3 separate regions of the Homo sapiens genome follow, and all the other regions are linked to region 1. A link is a contact called in ENCODE Hi-C or POLR2A ChIA-PET data. All regions are on one chromosome and are shown on one strand. The core of a region is the stretch at or near the end of the contact, and the rest is flanking DNA. Distances in the headings are between cores, read along the strand shown.

Evidence for each region. A loop is a pair of places that touch in the nucleus more often than their neighbours do. ChIA-PET counts read pairs that join two places held with the same protein, here RNA polymerase II (POLR2A). Pooled maps may share reads with other maps.
Region 2: a loop to region 1 is called in a map with no recorded cell type, with 26 times the contacts of the local background. The contact joins the promoter of TBCB here to the promoter of ZNF850 in region 1. A Hi-C loop is called at or near these places in 2 of 168 maps with a recorded cell type or tissue (endothelial cell of umbilical vein and naive thymus-derived CD4-positive, alpha-beta T cell), 13 of 37 single-sample maps with no recorded cell type and 14 of 50 pooled maps.
Region 3: a loop to region 1 is called in a map of naive thymus-derived CD4-positive, alpha-beta T cell, with 17 times the contacts of the local background. The contact joins the promoter of CAPNS1 here to the promoter of ZNF850 in region 1. A Hi-C loop is called at or near these places in 4 of 168 maps with a recorded cell type or tissue (cardiac septum, endothelial cell of umbilical vein and naive thymus-derived CD4-positive, alpha-beta T cell), 12 of 37 single-sample maps with no recorded cell type and 19 of 50 pooled maps. POLR2A ChIA-PET finds 5 or more read pairs at or near these places in 2 of 52 experiments (B cell and PC-9).

What each region holds. Positions count from the first base shown.
Region 1 is chr19:36,770,891-36,774,626 of GRCh38, forward strand. ZNF850 (zinc finger protein 850) reads right to left here and starts at 1,917. Exons shown (of 5, transcript NM_001193552.2): 1 at 1,835-1,917. It overlaps LOC728485 (a long non-coding RNA gene), which reads left to right and starts at 2,263. Exons shown (of 2, transcript NR_164117.1): 1 at 2,263-2,619. RefSeq lists a silencer at 1,457-1,751 and enhancers at 1,738-1,877, 2,018-2,177.
Region 2 is chr19:36,113,682-36,117,417 of GRCh38, forward strand. TBCB (tubulin folding cofactor B) reads left to right here and starts at 1,787. Exons shown (of 6, transcript NM_001281.3): 1 at 1,787-1,993; 2 at 2,360-2,503. The coding sequence starts at 1,880. POLR2I (RNA polymerase II subunit I) reads right to left here and starts at 1,194. Exons shown (of 6, transcript NM_006233.5): 1 at 1,117-1,194; 2 at 978-1,032; 3 at 658-731; 4 at 496-570; 5 at 334-385; 6 at 28-136. The coding sequence starts at 1,175. The coding sequence ends at 74. It overlaps OVOL3 (ovo like zinc finger 3), which reads left to right. Exons shown (of 4, transcript NM_001302757.2): 4 at 1-30. RefSeq lists enhancers at 178-689, 708-837, 2,428-2,517 and a silencer at 2,028-2,117.
Region 3 is chr19:36,138,209-36,141,944 of GRCh38, forward strand. CAPNS1 (calpain small subunit 1) reads left to right here and starts at 1,858. Exons shown (of 11, transcript NM_001749.4): 1 at 1,858-1,949; 2 at 2,789-3,012. The coding sequence starts at 2,804. It overlaps LOC105372385 (a long non-coding RNA gene), which reads right to left and starts at 1,774. Exons shown (of 3, transcript XR_935954.3): 1 at 1,683-1,774. RefSeq lists enhancers at 2,125-2,174, 2,265-2,324.

The DNA of each region.
Region 1 (3,736 bases), core at 667-3,166:
CTGGGCAAATCCCTGGTGTTATTGGTACAAACTATTGATCGAGCCCCCAATCTCATTCCTACCCCTAAAATATAGCAAAGTGAAAGATCTTATCACTTATTTGGACTGAGATTAACACCATCCCATAAACTGCATGGCTTTCAATCCCAGGGCTATGGCGTGTGATGCCACATAGAATATGCACTAATCTCTGCAGCAATTGAGTTGTTAGGGTAAAGGCTCTTGTTTTTGCCTTCTTTCTCTCACGGCCAAGAAAATTAAGGAACAGGGACACAAAGGATGAGGTCGGAGCGGAAGTTTAATAAGCAAAAGAAGAAAGCTCTCCCCAGCGGAGGGACCCAAAAGAGGGTTGCCAACTAGGAGGCTGAATCTGGGGGGGTTTATTAACTGGGAAGGGGAGGAACGTGGGCTGTCTTGAAGAAAGCACTACCCAGCTTGGCCCTGGGACCTTAGCCCGGGACCAATCCCAGGCTGAAGTGAAAGTTTGGCCCAGGACCAATCAGGGGCTGAAGTGAAAGTTTGGCCCGGGACCAATCAGGGGCTGAAGTGAAAGTTTGGCCCGGGACCAATCAGGAGCTGAAGTGAAAGTTTGGCCCGGGACCAATTAGGGGCTGAAGTGAAAGTTTGGCCCGGGACCAATCAGGAGCTGAAGTGAAAGTTTGGGCCGGGACCAATCAGGAGCTGAAGTGAAAGTTTGGCCCGGGACCAATCAGGGGCTGAAGTGAAAGCTTGGCCCGGGACCAATGAGGGGGTGAAGTTATGATTCAAAGAGGCCGCGCTCACAGTCTAAAGCATGTCCAAAAAAGGAAAGTGGCCGCCGGAACCTGTTAGTCCAAGCTGCACCGTTTCGTAAGCCCCCACCATTTCACAGACCCTGGTCAGAGGGAAACATTCCACCCGGGTTTGGGCTGTGCGAAACATCCTTCCCAACCGCCTGACTTCCTTATCACATCCTGCTGGGCAAAAGCCCAAGAAACATCCTTATCAACTTTCTCCCAGGCAACAAGCCATACCGCCCAGACCCCTCCTGCCCAGGCCTGTAATTACCCCAGCCTGGAAGCGGCAGTGGGCTCTGGCATTTAGTTGGTCCCCGCCATAGAGCCGCCAACTCTCTCTCTTTCTTTAACCCTCGCCTTCCCTTCAAAATCTAACAGAGCCCACCGTGTACATGCCCACAAAAGAAGCGACTATTTCGTGGAAGCCCGCTGGTCACACAAAGGACAAAGGCGTTTCTATGTTGGGCCTCGGTCCCTTATCAGTGCAGCTGAGGAATGTCTTCAGGACAACCCCCCTGTGGAGTTTTCCTTATGTATGCCTGCAGCCTGATTTTTCAGGCTGTTTCTCTGTTTAAAGGACTTTTACCAAGGTCCCACCCTAACTGCCTAAAGAGTTTTTTCTCTCAAGGGGACACACAAAGTCCCAATCGCACACATGCCTCCGCATATCCACTTACCCACTGCCTCACAGCCAATCACACTCTCCTCTCTCACATACACCAAGGGGCCACACAAGTTGCACTTGCACAGCCACAGACCTGCAACTCACGCACACAAGGTACTGCACAGACACGCAAAGTCACACACCCACCCCGGGACACGCAGTCCAACCACACAGTCACCGGTTCTTCACATCCGCACGCACAACGAGGGTCGTCCAGGACACACACACCCACTCCGGGCGCGCACAGTCACAAGCGCCCACCTGATCACCCAGAGTCAGCACCACACAGCCACAGTCACAGACCACGGAGACCCACGGCAGCCATCGCGATCACACACGCAAACTCCTCTCCTCAGCCCTCCACACACAAAAGGACCGGAGCCGGATTCCTCACCCTCAGCATTCTCTGGTTCCGCTCGGGGCCAGCCTAGCCAAGTTCCTCAGGACTCCAAGGCGCGGCGGCAGCTAAATCGGCACAGCAAACGGTCCCGCCACCTGGCTAAGAGGAAGCCAAAATCTCGCGAGACGTGGCGTCGGCCTGCGGGATCCTCTGGGAAATGTAGTCCAGAGCCCGACTGCGGGCTTCCCTATGCCTCTCATTTCCAAGCCTGGCTTGTTTCCTTTTACCGCTCCTCTCCAACGAGGATCGCAGAGCCCTCATGCCGAGCGGCTCGCTATGGGGCCGGCTCGCCCGCTAGAGTGGTCAGGCCTGATTATCCCTGGCAGCTCTGTTATCTGGGGTAAGACACAGGAAAACGTGCTTCCGGTTCTCGGCGGAAGTAGCCCCGAACGGTAGAACCGATGGGAAATGTAGTCCAGGGCAGAAAAGCGGTCAACCCAGCCACGATGCGAGCCAAAGGATTCTTGGCTCCAAGCCTGGTCCTGGCTGTTAGTTTGGAACTCATGCACCCAGATGCTAACTCGCCCTCAGAATGCAGAGGGGATGAAACACTGACCGGACAATTCAATCTGTATATGGGTGAGTCCAGGGCTCAGTCTGCATTGCGCGGAAAATGAAGGTGAAGGTGGAGGTGGGACCTGATGGTCTCGTCCCGGATAGGGTTGAAGAAGTGGGAGAAAAGGAATCAAAATCGTGGATGGGATAAGATTGTGCGCGAATGCTCTCTGGGAGCGGATCGTGGCCGACGAGGGCCCGAAGATGCTGCCTTGTGATCGCAGGTGTGAGTGGAAGCTGTGTGAGTGTCAATGTGAGTTGCCTGTTTGGGAGACCAGCATTGTATTTTTGTATCAGGTAGTAACCTTGGAGCCAGGTATTTGTAAAATTATGATAAGAGGGCATCATTCTGGAGCATCGATTTTATTTGGAGGTTGACAGGAGAGGGAAAAAAACCCCTAATATCTGATAAACAACATAAATAGATTTTTATGTTAAAGTAGTTATATTTATTACGGTCTAGAATGCAAATCCAACATGGCTTTTAAAGCAAGAAAGATTTTTTTTATACAAAGTCAAAGGTATTATTTTTATACACTTACTACAAAACATACAAATAGTATACCAAGCCTAAGAATATAAAGAGTCTAGCTTTAATTAATTGAATGTAAATTTAAAAACAAGCATCTAATAAGTAGTCCTTTTCACACATCGAAAAGCCAATTTCGGAATTTTTTTAAAAACTCAAATTACAAAGTAACAAATATCTGGTGTCTTAGTAACTTGAAGATCAGTACTAATGATTAAGCCAGCTTATATGCTAATATGATACATGAAAAAGCCTGTATTTCACAAATAGCAAACCACTAAAACTTTAATTTTCCACAGAAGCCATTGTTTCACACCAATAATTATGTTAAAGATCAAGACAGGCTAAAAGTTTTTAATGAGCACTGAATCCATTAAAACTTGGCAAATTTTTCCACGAAGGTAGAATTTTAATTTCTGTTTAAACCATGGGTAGATGGTACACCCTTGTGAGGGTGTACTGTAAGTACTTCTAAGGAGCTTTATCAGACTTCATCCCAAATTATGTACCTAGTAAAAGATGTACCAATGTCTACTTTGGAATAAGAAATTATTCCTTGTTTGAGCAAGGATTAAGCAGAAACTGAAAGAAGTGTAGTTTATAGCTTCTTACATAAAGTAGATGGGCACCCCTCAAAAACAAACCAATATCCTGGCTCCTTAAATATCAACATTAATCTAAATAATGTATAGCATGCTCCTGTCCAATCTTTCCCGCTCATTTGTAGTCTTCTCAGATCGATGCTTCATTTTAGTCACACATTTCTATCCTGCAAGACTGGGTACCTGGGCTTTTTGTCTGGTTTTGTAACA
Region 2 (3,736 bases), core at 537-3,036, 660 kb before region 1:
CCCACGAGGCAAATAAACACAGAAAACTCACGCATGGAATCTGGTGTTTATTACACTCGGGGGAGAGAGGAGGTCACTCGGTCCAGCGGTGGCCGCAGTGTGGGGCTGTGCACACGTAGTAAAGGCGCATGGCGTCCTGGCAGAAATGATGCATGGTTAGGAAGGATTTGGACCCAGCAGCGCCTTACCCCAAAAGAACAGGCAAGAGAACTTCACCAATAGGTAAGGGCCCGGCAGAGTTCCAAGAAGCGCAGGGTCACCCACATTGATATCCCCGCCCCCAGAAAGGACCAAACAAGCCCCAGATACTTAGAAAGCCCTCGCGCCACTTACCTCGGCCCGCGCACTGTGTGACTGGAAGAACACAGCCTCCTTGTGGCCGCACCTGAGAGGGTAGGGGCTCGGTCACCGGAGGCTTCACACCCTTCCCTCCTCCCTTCGCCCAGTGAGGAGACGAGCCTCACTTTACCTCCCCAGTACCAGCTGAACGCTCACTTTTGGCACGGGTGGTCCTCGGTCCGCGGCAACGTGGGGTCCTGGGACACGTCGGCGATAATCTGGGTCAGTTCGCTGCAGGGACGCGGGGGTGCAAAATTACGCTCAGACCCAGCCTCCAGAGCCAACACCCCCGCCCCCAGCTCAGGGCCCGCCACTCACTCCACTTCGTGCGTGATCTTGTTGACATAGATGCAGCTGTTGTCGGCCTCCTGCTGGTAATCACAGTTCCGGCACTACGAGAGGGCGAGTGTGGGGGAAAGGGGGTCACGGAAGGATTCCAGACAAGATTGGGAGGAGAGGGCAGGGTGATCCCGGAGGATATGACGACAGGACTCTCTTTGGGGATGGGCAGGACATGAGAGTCAGGATCACTTGAGGTGCAGCGGAGGGCGAACAGGGAGTCCGATCACAGAGGCAGGGGGCAGGGCGGGGCCACGCTGGGAACAGGTGGACCTGCCGGGGAAGACCCCGGCGCTCACCGCGTAGAGCAGAATGCGGTTCTCCTTGTCTTCCTTGGGGTACAGCATGTTGTTACTGTGGGGAGGGGGAGGTGCCAGGGGTTAGTTCTGGAGCCATTCCTCGCCCGCCTTCTAACATCACCCGCTCCCTCCGCCTCACCATTCCTGGCAGAAGCGAATACCCACGAAGCCCGGCTCGTAAGTCCCGTCGGGCTCCATGGCGACGCGCAGCCCGCGCAGCCCTCCCAGCCTTCCGCGCTTGCTCCGCCGCGCTACAGGTCGCGGGAGGGGCCAGGCCTAGGTGCTTCGCCAAAAGAGGGCGGAGCTGCGCACACGTGCTGGCTCCCCGCCGCCTCGGGCTCGGCTCTCTCCGCGCAGAGGTTTCATGGCTTGCTTCAATCTTTTGATATCTTAGAGTAATTGCTTCCAATTTTTGGGCATCGCCGCCTCAGTTTACAGAATAGTATGGATCTGGTGCCAGAGCCGGGAAAACGATGCGCATCGTAAACCGCAAAACACTGAGCATCCAGGACAGAAGCCAAGGCGCTTGGCTTGGTTGAAGGCCAGTGCGCATGCGCGAGTTTACCCTTCGCGGACTGGGCGAGCTCTTGCCACTCCTACCTCCGGGCTTCAGTCTTCGCCGCCTGTTCTGGTCCTTTCCCGGGCCGCTATTGGAAGAACCGTGAACTATGGAAGGCCCCTCTGGATTGGCTGGGCTGGCCCAAGAGTAAGGAGAGCCCTCTTCCTGGCGGTGGGGAAGGGACGGCGGCGATTGGCGGACGCTCCTGGCAGGAGAGCGCGGATTGGTCAGGCACGGAGCAGGAGGCGGGGCTGATAGCCCAGCAGCAGCAGCGGCGGCGGCGGCTGCGGAGCGGGTGTGAGGCGGCTGGACCGCGCTGCAGGCATCCGCAGGGCGCGGCAAGATGGAGGTGACGGGGGTGTCGGCACCCACGGTGACCGTTTTCATCAGCAGCTCCCTCAACACCTTCCGCTCCGAGAAGCGATACAGCCGCAGCCTCACCATCGCTGAGTTCAAGGTGTGGCCATGGGGGCGGGGTCCGGAGGGGCGGGGCGAAGAAATTGGGGGGTTCCCGGAAGGGGGAGGCTGGGAGGGGCCGGGGAGTGACTGGGCGGGCCCGGAGGTGATCCCAGGCTGCGGAGGCTGGGGACCCGGTCGCGGCGGGGCGGGTCCGGAGAGAACTCGAGAGTGCAGAGATGAGGGCCGGGTCCAGCGAAAAATCCGACGGTCCAGAGGGCGGGGGCAAGAGGCGAGGGGCTGGATTGCGGCCCCGTGCGTCCTGACTGGGGGGTCTTTTGGAGGAAAAGGGACGTGGCGATGGTCATTGATGCAAGGGGCGGGGCCTCCGTGGCCTCCTTCTTCTCACCCTGCCTCCTCCTCACAGTGTAAACTGGAGTTGCTGGTGGGCAGCCCTGCTTCCTGCATGGAACTGGAGCTGTATGGAGTTGACGACAAGTTCTACAGCAAGCTGGATCAAGAGGATGCGCTCCTGGGCTCCTACCCTGTAGATGACGGCTGCCGCATCCACGTGAGGACTCTCTATCTGGGACACTCCCCCACCCCACCTTTCATTTGGTTATTCAACAGACACTTGCTGGGCTTTGCCCTCAGTCATACCCGAGATAGGTCCTGCCTTCGTGGAGCCTCCAGTGCAGCCTGACGAGAGACAGACCCATCATTAGACAGGGACAGCCTAGAGTGGTCTGGGCTGGGATCAGGAAATCCCAGGGGACTGGAGCCACCAAGAAGAGGTGCCTGACTCCACCTGGGAGAATCAGAGAGGGCTTCCTGGAGGAAGGGATGTCTGAGCTGAGGGATGAGGAAAGGGTGACTTAAGAGAAAGAGGTGGAAAGGAGGGAGCAGGGTGTACAGAGGCCTAGAATGTGAGGTAGGTCACAGTGAGCGACCAGGCTGGACAGCTTGGGAGAAACCAGAACACAGGATCTCTTTGTGCATCCACTCAGTACATCCTTTCTGTCTTTTTTTGAGACAGAGTCTCACTCTGTCACCCAACCTGGAATGGAGTGCAGTGGCACTATCGGGCTCACTGCAGCCTTCACCTCCTGGGTTCAAGTGATCCTTGTGCCCCAGCCTCCCGAGTAGCTGGGATTACAGGTGCCCACCCAGCTAATTTTTGTATTTTTAGTAGAGATGGGTTTTTGCCATGTTGGCCAGGCTGGTCTGGAACTCCTGACCTCAAGTGATCAGCTCACCTTGGCCTACTAAAGTGCTGGGATTACAGGCGTGAGCCACCAAGCCCAGCCCCTTTCTGTCCTTATTCCCTCCCGACCTCACTCAGTCTGTAGCAGCCACATTGCTCCTTGCACAGTCCAGGTGAGCTCGGCCTCTGGATCCTGGGCCTGAATGGTTCTTTTGTCATATGCCTGCGTGCCTCACCCTTCCTTCCTGTCTTAATTTAAAGTGTCAGTATTCTAGTGAAGTCTTCACCGGCCTCAGTGTTAACGTTTACCTCATTCCTTTCCCCTTCTTTGCTTTATTTTAGATTTTTGTGTTTACAAGTAATTCTCCTCTGACACACTCTGGATTTCTCTCATCTGGTTTATTTACTCTCTGTCTCCCTGGATTCGAGTGCCCTGAGGGTGGAAATTTTGATCACTATAATTCACTACTGTGTCCCCAGTACTTGGAATAGTGCCTGGGACAGGGAGGATAGTCCGTGAATCGTTTTTTGTTTTGTTTTGTTCGAGACAGAGTTTTGCCCTTGTTCCCCAGGCCGGAATGCAGTGGTGTGATCTCAGCT
Region 3 (3,736 bases), core at 608-3,107, 630 kb before region 1:
GTTAGTCAGACTGGTCTCGAACTCCCGACCTCAGGTGATCTGCCCGCCTCAGCATCCCAAAGTCCTGGGGTTATTGGCATGAGCCACTGTGCCCAGTATTTATTTGAGACAGAGTCTCGCTCTGTCACCCAGATTGTAGTGCAGTGGCATGATCTCGGCTCACTGCAACCCCCGCCTCCTGGGCTCTGGTGATCCCCCCACCTCAGTCTCTAGAGTAGCTGGGACTAGGCGCATGCCACCACATTCAGCTAATTTCTGTATTATTTGTAGAGACAAGGTCTCACTATATTGCCCAGGCTGGAGTCAAACTCCTGGGCTCAAGAGATCCTCCTGCCTCAGCCTCCCAAAATGCAGGGAATACAGGCATGAACCACTTCACCCAGCCACCACTTAAGTTTTTTTTTTAATAATCAGTATTGCTGCAGATATCATTTAATTTTGATAGGGGGCCTAGTGGTATGGAGCAACCCATGTTCCCATTTTACAGATGAGAAAATCGCTGCTCAGGAATATCAAGCCACTCTTTTGGGGTTGTGCAGTTATTACAGGGCACAGCCAGGATTCAACTCAAGCCTAGCCAGCCTGCAGGGTAGGGGATAAGAGCCAGCCAGCCTGCCTGGGGGCCAGATTTAGCTCCCCCCGATGAGTCCTGAAAAAGTACTGGACTCCCGTGGCTCATGCCTGTAATCCTAGCACTTTGGCAGGCCGAGGCAGGTGGATCACCTAAGATCAGGAGTTTGAGACCAGCCTGGCCAACATGGTGAAACCCCGTCTCTACTAAAAATACAAAAATTAGCTGGGTGTGGTGGTGCATGCCTGTAATCCCAGCTACTCGGGAGGCTGAGGCAGGAGAATCGCTTGAACCTGGGAGGCAGAGACTGCAGTGAGCTGAGATGGCGCCACTGCACCCCAGCCTGGGCAACAGAGCAAGACGCTGTCTCAAAACAAAAAAAAAAAAAAAGAAAAGAAAAGAAAAGAAACCAGGCTATGTAAAAATATTATTGTAAAAAATTAAATTAAATCAAAAAAAGGCCGGTAGCCCATACCTGTAATCCCAGTACCTCACAGTACTTTGGGAGGCTGAGGCAGGAGGACGGCTTGAGGCCCGGAGTTCAAGAGCAGCCTGGGCAACATAGCGAGACCTCCGTCTCTATTATGTAAAAACAATAATATTTTTTAAGTAAATAAAGAAACCAGGCCGTGGCCAAAGGAATCTTCCTGTGTCTGGGGCCTTCTTTAGAGGCTAGCATACTGAGGACACTCTTTGGGCCAGTCCAGGAAGGAATGATTCTGGTGGCCCCTGACTGGGGCGGGGGCGTGGTAAGGTTCGCCTGGGAGGCGGCGCAGGCGCTGCCTGCGGTTTGACTGCCATCCGGGCTGCTGCAGGCACTGGGAAAGGCAATCCAGCCTCAATCCTCGCCACAGACACGGGCGACTGTCCCCCAGCGTGTGAGTCAAACCATACTCCAGGCCTCCAGGAGGTGTTTGTCGCGACAACACCTGCAGAGGGCCCGTGCGGAGTCCCTTAGTGAGCGGACCGAAAACCGCCACCCTGGAAGGATATTGGCATGCCCTAGGGTGAAAATTCACACTACGACACTCGGGGGGTGGGTCCCCTCCGAGTTCTCGTCCGCGGGTGCCTCCACCCAGACCTGAGGGGTGTCGGGAAGACCCCCGCCTACCGAGTCAGGGCGGGATTAAGACCTCCGGCGCTGGAAACGCGTAGGGCGGGGCCCAGACCTGGATCCAGCTAGCCGGGCGGTGTGGGGTGCGCATGCGCAATGTCCGCTTCGGCTCTAGGACCGCGCGGGCGACAGCAGGGCCGCGGTGCAGTGTCCGACCCGAGAGTTGCGGCCTGAGTCACCGGCCCCGCCCTCCGGAGCCGGACGCTGCGGGAGGCCCGGGAGCGGCAGTGGAACCGACTCCCAGAACTCCGGACGTGTGCGGCGGTAAGCGCCCGGCCCGTACCCCCTCCGCACCCCGCAACTCCGACTTTGGCGGCCCCCAGACCCGGCGAAACCGTGAAGTCTCGGCCTCAGGAGCCCCCCAGATCCATGGTCTCAGATTCGAACCCTCAGACCTGTTCGATCTCCTTTTATGCCGTCCCGGGGACCCTTCTCCACCCTCTGTCTCATGATCCAAAATACAGGCCCATAGGTTTCAGAGATACCCTGTGAATTCTTCCTTGGGGTGTCCTGAACCGCGATCGTAGATCTGTGCCCCCAGTTCCAGCGGGGAACCCCATTGTCCGGGAACCCAGAGCTCACAGCCACGATCTTAGACCCGAGCCCACAGAGCCAGAGGTGACACTGGAATCCTGCCGCTGGGAATACCTAAATTCTCAAGCCCACATTTGGGATTTCCTAAACCCCGCCCTGGGGCCCTTTAGGCCGTGGATGTTTGCTCCGCGCCCATGACCTGCCAAGGACCTCTACATTCAGGCTGGGCTCTGGATCTCACATTCTAGCGCCCAGACATGTCGGGAACGCCTTACGCCAACTTGGGGTCCCCACCAAGAGAACCCCCACCAGATCTGCACCCTCCCCTTCACGCGTGCACCCAGTCCAGGCTCCCTCAAGCCCCACGGGTGCCTTTTAGACCTGAGGAGGTTGCAAACCTGATCCCCCATACCTGCCCCACCCATCCGCGGACAACCCGCCCTCGCAAACTCAGACCCCCACCCGGAGGCTTCAGATTCCTCCCAGGTCCAGCTGCCGGAAATGCGTGTTTGAAGGGAGGGTGTGGGCTCAGGGGCGAAGCACCCACTGGTCCCCTTTTTTCCCCCCAGCAGTGAGTCGCAGCCATGTTCCTGGTTAACTCGTTCTTGAAGGGCGGCGGCGGCGGCGGCGGGGGAGGCGGGGGCCTGGGTGGGGGCCTGGGAAATGTGCTTGGAGGCCTGATCAGCGGGGCCGGGGGCGGCGGCGGCGGCGGCGGCGGCGGCGGCGGTGGTGGAGGCGGCGGTGGCGGTGGAACGGCCATGCGCATCCTAGGCGGAGTCATCAGCGCCATCAGGTAAGGCGGAGACTATCAGAGGGGCGGGGCCTGGGAATGGGAGGAGCCTCAGTGAGGCGTGGTCTGGGAGGGGCGTGGTCTAAAAATAGAATAGGATTAACCTGGAGGCTAACCTGGGTACATGAATTAGGCCGGGGAGGCCTGGTTTGAGAGTTCTGCTGTAAGGGGGTGGACCCCAGTGAGGCGGATATCAGTCATTGGGGGCGGTGCTTGATATGGGAGTAGTCTGATTGTGTGGGACCAGGACAATGTGGTCCTGAGGGGACTGATGTGGAGTTTTGGCGGGTGGGGCTTATGGGTCTGGGCTCAGCCTGCATTGGCTAACCTGGAGATGAACGTTAAAGGTGCGGAGCCAATGCGTCTGAGTGACATTTTACGGAAGGGGCTTGACTTATGAGTGTGGTCAGAGGTTTTAGGTGGGTTAATGAGGAGGTGAGCCCAGGAGGAAGCAAGACCTAATGGGGTAGGGTAAATGGCCCAGAATGGGCTGGGCTTGCTGGGAACTGGCTGGATTAATGGAGAAAAATGCCCTGGTAGGGATAGGGCAGGTTGGCTTAATTAGCCACGGCCACTTAGCAGTGATCCCTTGAAGGGGCGGGGACCAATGGCTGGGGTAGGATGTTGGGAAGACGGGCATTTAGGAAGCGGGCCATGGAGTAGGGTCTTGGGCAGATGGCACCTGAGGAGGATAAGGCCTTGGGAAGCTGGGGCAGAGCCTCTATGA